Linked DNA regions of Mus musculus: region 1 is linked to region 2. A link is a contact called in ENCODE Hi-C or POLR2A ChIA-PET data. All regions are on one chromosome and are shown on one strand. Each heading gives the region's core, a stretch centred on a gene start or an enhancer-like site at or near the end of the contact. The rest is flanking DNA. Distances are from core to core; before and after follow the strand shown. Region 1 holds the start of Arhgef2 (rho/rac guanine nucleotide exchange factor (GEF) 2). Region 2 holds the start of Ssr2 (signal sequence receptor, beta).

The links. A loop is a pair of places that touch in the nucleus more often than their neighbours do. ChIA-PET counts read pairs that join two places held with the same protein, here RNA polymerase II (POLR2A).
Region 1: POLR2A ChIA-PET joins it to region 2 with 20 read pairs in Patski. The contact joins the promoter of Arhgef2 here to the promoter of Ssr2 in region 2. A Hi-C loop is called at or near these places in 1 of 37 maps with a recorded cell type or tissue (left cerebral cortex). POLR2A ChIA-PET finds 5 or more read pairs at or near these places in 4 of 5 experiments (Patski and embryonic stem cell).

Annotation. Positions count from the first base shown.
Region 1 is chr3:88,619,648-88,622,470 of GRCm38, reverse strand. Arhgef2 (rho/rac guanine nucleotide exchange factor (GEF) 2) reads right to left here and starts at 1,312. Exons shown (of 22, transcript NM_008487.4): 1 at 1,150-1,312. The coding sequence starts at 1,212. It overlaps Gm20652 (a long non-coding RNA gene), which reads left to right and starts at 1,366. Exons shown (of 2, transcript XR_375820.2): 1 at 1,366-1,440.
Region 2 is chr3:88,578,224-88,581,142 of GRCm38, reverse strand. It overlaps Ssr2 (signal sequence receptor, beta), which reads right to left and starts at 1,535. Exons shown (of 6, transcript NM_001356317.1): 1 at 1,457-1,535; 2 at 1,109-1,263; 3 at 71-169. The coding sequence starts at 1,263.

The DNA.
Region 1 (2,823 bases), core at 63-2,562, 42 kb before region 2:
GAGGGTCATTACGCTCTCGCTAAGGACAGGGATTAAGATTAAAGCCCTTCCTGCCTTTGCTTTCCGAGAGAGCCTTATAATGTGAGTGTCCTGAGGTACAGGGAGGCGCCGTCCGCCTGAACCAGGCCCCCCTGGCTTCACTTATTCATCTACAAGTCCTCCTCGGCTTCACCACTTCCTGTGAGCTGAGGTGAGGAAAGTCATGGCATTTGGGAGGGCGTCTGAATACAAAGACAGGAATAAAGGACACTTGTAAAGGCGTGCTGGAGAGGTCGTATTGCAGAGTGTGCTGATAATTACACAGCCAGACTCCAGATGACAGGTGAAGGGCCCCCAAGCCGAGGCGATAATCGAAATATGGCTGAGGGGAGTGGGGGAACTGGGTTAACCGAGGCGGCTGGAGAACCAGGAGCCTGGAAGCTGATGAAACAGATAAGGGTGGGAACTACTCTGGGTCCTGGCACCGAGACGCTCAGGATGTGAGAAGGCATCCCAGCGACACAAAGGCAGCTTGCTTCACCTGATGGATCGGTTTGGCCTGGCGGAGAAAATGGGCGGCCGCTTGCTGTCTTGACCCCTAGCCACCCGCCTACCCCAGGCAAGAACTGAATCACAGCTGGAAAGTCCATCCGCAAGAAGAGGAGGAGCTGACTTTTGTCTTGGAGGGGCGGGAAGGTGGGGGAGGGAGCTTGGAAAACACCCCCTCCGGCCCCCTCCACCCGCTGGTGGGGACAAAGGGGGAACGACCGAGCCGGCGCTAGCGGGCACGGCCGCAAGCAACCCCCGGAACTGGGGTGCGGAAAGGGGTGCCCAAGAGCGTCGTCCCTAGGAACCCGACACGCTCGCCCCTCTTTCCCGCTCGATCCCTTACCGGAGCAACTTTCTTCCGAGCGGCCCAAAACACTCGGTCCCGCCGAACCACTGGTAACCCAGCTCAGCTCTCCTAGATCCCCGCACAGAAGCTGCGCGGGTGCTGGAGACGCGGGTCACGTTGCGGTCCTCCAGCCCCCTCCTCACGCGCTCGCAGCCCCACCCACCCCGTCCGGCCGCTGCGCGCGGACTCGGGCGCCCCAGAGCGGGCGGGGGGACGCGGGACGCGGGGCGGAGGCCCAGAGGTCGGCAGGGCGCCCGGTCGCAGAGCCAGCCCACCTTGGTTGCCTGCTCCTTGCTCCGGTCGATCCGCGCGCGAGTGAGGGATTCGATCCGAGACATAATCCAGCGTGAGCCGCGGGAGGACGCGGCGGCCCCGGGTGTCCAGCAACGGCGGGGGAGGGGTCCGGCCGCACGCGTCGGCCTCGGGGACAGGAAGTCTGAGTCCCCTCGCCCCTGCACCCAGCACCAGTTCCTCAAACCCTAGTCTCCTCCCCCACCCGAGCTCAGGAAGGGGAGAGGCGGAGCGGAGGCAGGGCGGGGTACCCGCGCACCGGACGGGACGCCGGGGTTAGTATCGCTGCAGTCTGCTGGACAGGGGTCCTTGGGACAGGTTCGAGGATCCCTTTTCCCTTTAGCGCTTAGGAACACTCTCTGACCTCAGCGACCTCCCTTAGCTCGGCTGTCCTTGAAAAACACCGGCGCCCATTCCGGGTAACTTCACTCTTTAAAGACCCTAAGGGGATTCTATCACCTTATCGGTAACTGGGAGACCTAGCCATAAGGGCTCACTCATCAAACAGGCTTGAGTACACAGACCGCTTTTACAATGTTGGACTGGTATGACAAGAGGGAGGGGGCAATGAAAGGGGAACTAGAAGCTTCATCGTTAACAGGCTTCACTCCCCCAAAAGAGTGAAGAAGGGGACTCCTTTCCAAAAGCTAGGAGTCCACAAGAGAGGGTTTTCCCCTCACCCCCCCCCACCCCCCGCCCAGCTTCTCACCCCTCTGGGCCTTGTGGACCACACTCTGACCATCCTTCTCAGCCCCACCTCTGCCAATTACTTTGGCAGTGAAGGTGAGAAGGCTCCACCTTTCCTGAGGCTAGCTGAGGAAATCCTTCCTTGTGTCCTGACACCAGTTTTCTCTGCCACAGGAGACTATAGAAACAACTTGGCCCTGTCTGGAAACGTTTGAGCTTGCTGAGGAGTGTGGGTGGGTTTTCATTTCTCTGGACCCTTTGAGTCAACCTGAGTTTCCTGCCACTGGGGAAATTCTCCAGTCTGCTCCGTTTCCACCTATCAAGGTCTCCGATTTCTCTGTAAAAACCTGAGCACCCTGGGGCAAAGTTTTGTAAAAATTTAGGGTACTACCTAATCTAGTCCCAAAAGTGTGTGGTAATGAGGGAGGGAGATGGCTAGGCGTGGTGTTGCACAGAGGCAGGGAGATTTCTGAGTTCAAGGCCAGCCTGGTCTACAGAGTGAGTTCCAGGACAGCCAGGGCTACACAGAGAAACCCTGTCTCAAAACACCGAAAAAAAAAAGAAAGAAAGAAAAAAGAAAGAGGGAGGGAGATGAGGCCCAGCCACTGTCACCAGCTTCTGCTCTGTTCTTCTCGGTAGCGGGGCAGGGAGGGTGGTGTTAGGGCTGCAGGTTTCCAGCCCAGCCCTGCACTCCTAGAGTGCCAATTTTAGCCTCAGTCTCTAATTTGGGCTCGGCTGCCTCATCCACCCGCTGTGCTGGTTGGGCTCCTCAGCTCCTCACCCCGGCTCTGCTCCCCTCCCACTCTGCTCCTCTGACCTATCTCCTGCCTAGGAACTCCCTCACCTTTTGTGCCCATTCTCCTGTTCAGGGTCCTTATATAGTAAAGGCCAGGGAAAAAGAAACAATGTCCAGTTCAGGCTGGCCAGATGAGGCAGAAAGGACTTTCCCAGACCAATTCTGTTTTCTCTGA
Region 2 (2,919 bases), core at 286-2,785:
GCAGCCCCCTTGATGTTTTCCAGGCAATGTTCCTCCCCCAGCCCTCACCACCCATTAAAAAAAAGGATACGGGGCAATCCGGTCCCATTTGACATTGAGCATACCGGAGACAATGCCGAAGTCTTCTGGAGGGAAGGAATCGTCAGATAATTCCACATCTAATGCAGCGCTGGAAAGCAGAGGAAATAAAGAGTGAGGGACAGGGCTGGCGAGATGGCTCAGCAGTTAAGAGCTCCGACTGCTCTGCCGAAGGTCCTGAGTTCAAATCCCAGCAACCACATGGTAGCTCACAACCATCTGTAATGAAATCTGATGCCCTCTTCTGGAGTGTCTGAAGACAGCTATAGTGTACTTACATATAGTAAATAAGAGTGAGGGACATAAAACTAAGGGAACTGACTGGAAAATCCACCTGCTGGTCAAAAGAAACCCCCATAGTAAGTTGGGCCTGTTTTGAAGAATCCAGATCAAGGCCTGGATTCTGTTGCTCAGAAGTGAATTGCCAAAGGTAATCTTGCTCTAATTCTAGACAGGGGAAGTAAGATATAAATGGAAAAATATATAAAAGGAAAGAACAACAAAAAAGTGCTCATAGGAGCCAGCAGTGGTGGCCCATGCCTTTAATCCCAGCACTCGGGAAGCAGTGTGAGAGACAGACAGATGTCTGTGAGTTTGAGGCCAGCCTGGTCTAAGAGTGGACTCTTCGACAGCCAGTTAAGAAACTCGGCCTTGAAAAACAACAAACAACAAAAAAAGTGATTGTAAGTGAAAGAAGAAAGCTGGGAGTCCGCACCCGAGGTAAGAGGACAGATGTACACTCTGTGTCTGCATTTCCTTTTTCACAAGCTGAATTTATCCCTGCCTTTGAAAGCCTTCTGAGACCCCAAAGTGGTTTCTTGTAATTCACCTAAGGATGTCTTCACCTTCAAAAAGCACCCGACAAAGGTAAGCCCTCTAGTATATTCATTCATTCATTCATTCACTCACTCACACACTGCACTCGATACTGGAGGACTCCAAAAGAGAATTCACTCCCCAACAAAACGTTCTCTATGCCCACGTGGAAACTCGGAATTCAGAAGGAAGCTGGCGAACTCTAGGCCGTTACCTGGAGCCGACGTTGTAGATGTTATACTGCAGGGTCAGGTCCCTCCCTTCCACAGCGTATCTGTTGAGCAATGATTTGGAGGCCAAAAGCCTGGCTCCTTCTTCTGCTTGACTGACGGCTAACAGAGCCAACACCACAACCGCCAGCAGCCTCATCTTTGGAAAAAAGCAAAGTGAGCAATCGACCCAAGCATGGGAAACACTGCCAGCCAGGCAGCCTGTGCGGCGCCACACTCCAGCCCCGCCGCCAGGTCCGCAGCCGCGAGCCCAAGCCACAGCAGTGTGTACCGCGCTGCCGGCCAGGCGGGGTCAGCGGGGACCCCAGCGCTCTTGCGTCTCCCAGACTCACCGTGAGCACCCCAAACGCCTCCCTGGGCCACAGACAACCGGAAAACAACGTCAGCCTCCGAAAGACCGGAAACGGATCTGACCGGAAACCCTGATGTCCCTTCCTGTGCCTTATGGATGTTGTAGTTCTGAAACAAGCCCCACCTTCCCCTTTATGGCGGCTGATACCCCAAAGGAGTTGAGTTACCTAGAGTCCTTGACTCTTTCCTGTGTGTCCTCCAATTTCTTCTCATTAATGCTTACCCCATGGAAAACCCCTCTGTTTAAACTAAAACGAAATAAGCTGCATAGGCACAATTTCAAAGTTCAAAGAGTCGCCGACTTTGTTTTAAGGCTGAAGTAGCTGATATAGCCTTTCCTTGAATTCTTAGATTTCCAAGCTGCTAGTCACTGCCTTATGTAATTAGCACTTTATAGAGACTTCAGACAACTAGTAAACAGGGCCAGAGAGACCCCTCGGCAGGTAAAGGCACTTGCCACCATGCCTGCCCACCTGAGTTTGAATCCTTGGACCCATTTAATAGGGCACCGACAAGTTCTCCTCTGAACTCTACATGTGCACACACACATGTGCATAAACACATGAACATGTAAACATGCTTATAGCACATGTGCAGGAGAGTTCTTCCACATCCCTTCTGTAGCACTCTTACATCCAGGATGGGTTTACTCTGCACCTGCTCTGTGCTCTGGCACTACTATAGATGCTGGTGGGGTGATGAGAGAACCTTCTCCCACTGCGCCTGGCTCTCCTGGGACAGACACCCTATGCTTCTTTTTTTTCTTCTTTTTTTGAGACTGGCCTAGAACTCACAAGAGATCCCTTGGCTTCTATTGTCTAAGTGAAACTAGGATTAAAGGCATGTGTCACCATGCCTGTTGTGTTTATAAAAAGATAAGGAGAGGAAATGTGTTTGGTGGATGTGTGGTAAGGTGTGGGGTTAGGGAATGCCACCGCGGGCTCATGCTGAGGCATCCCTTCCCCCCACCCCCAGGGACTAGCCACAGGACAGTATAGTATAGAATAGTTTATTCAGGGCATGGGAAGAGGAGCTGAGAGTTAGGAGAGAGAGAGAGAGAGGGAGAAGTAGAGGCTGGCCATCAGCTCATGGAAAGAAAGAGTGGAGAGAGAGAGAGAGAAAGAGAGAGACAGAGACAGAGAGAGAGAGAAAGAGAGAGAGAGAGGAGGGGCAAGCAGCCCCTTTTATAGTGAGTCAGGCACACCTGGCTGTTGCCAGGTAACTGTGGGGTGGAGCTTAAACAAAATGCTAACAATGCCTAACCCTTTGATTGACCTACCCCCCATTTTTTGTGGGGAGGGGGTTCTTTATATACCTGAACTCTATGTAGATCAGGCTGGTCTTGAACTCTGAGATCCACTTGCTTCTGCCTTCTGGTGCTGGGATTAAAGGTGTGCGCCATGGCTGCCTGGCTTGATTGACTTCTTACAACTATTTACTTTTT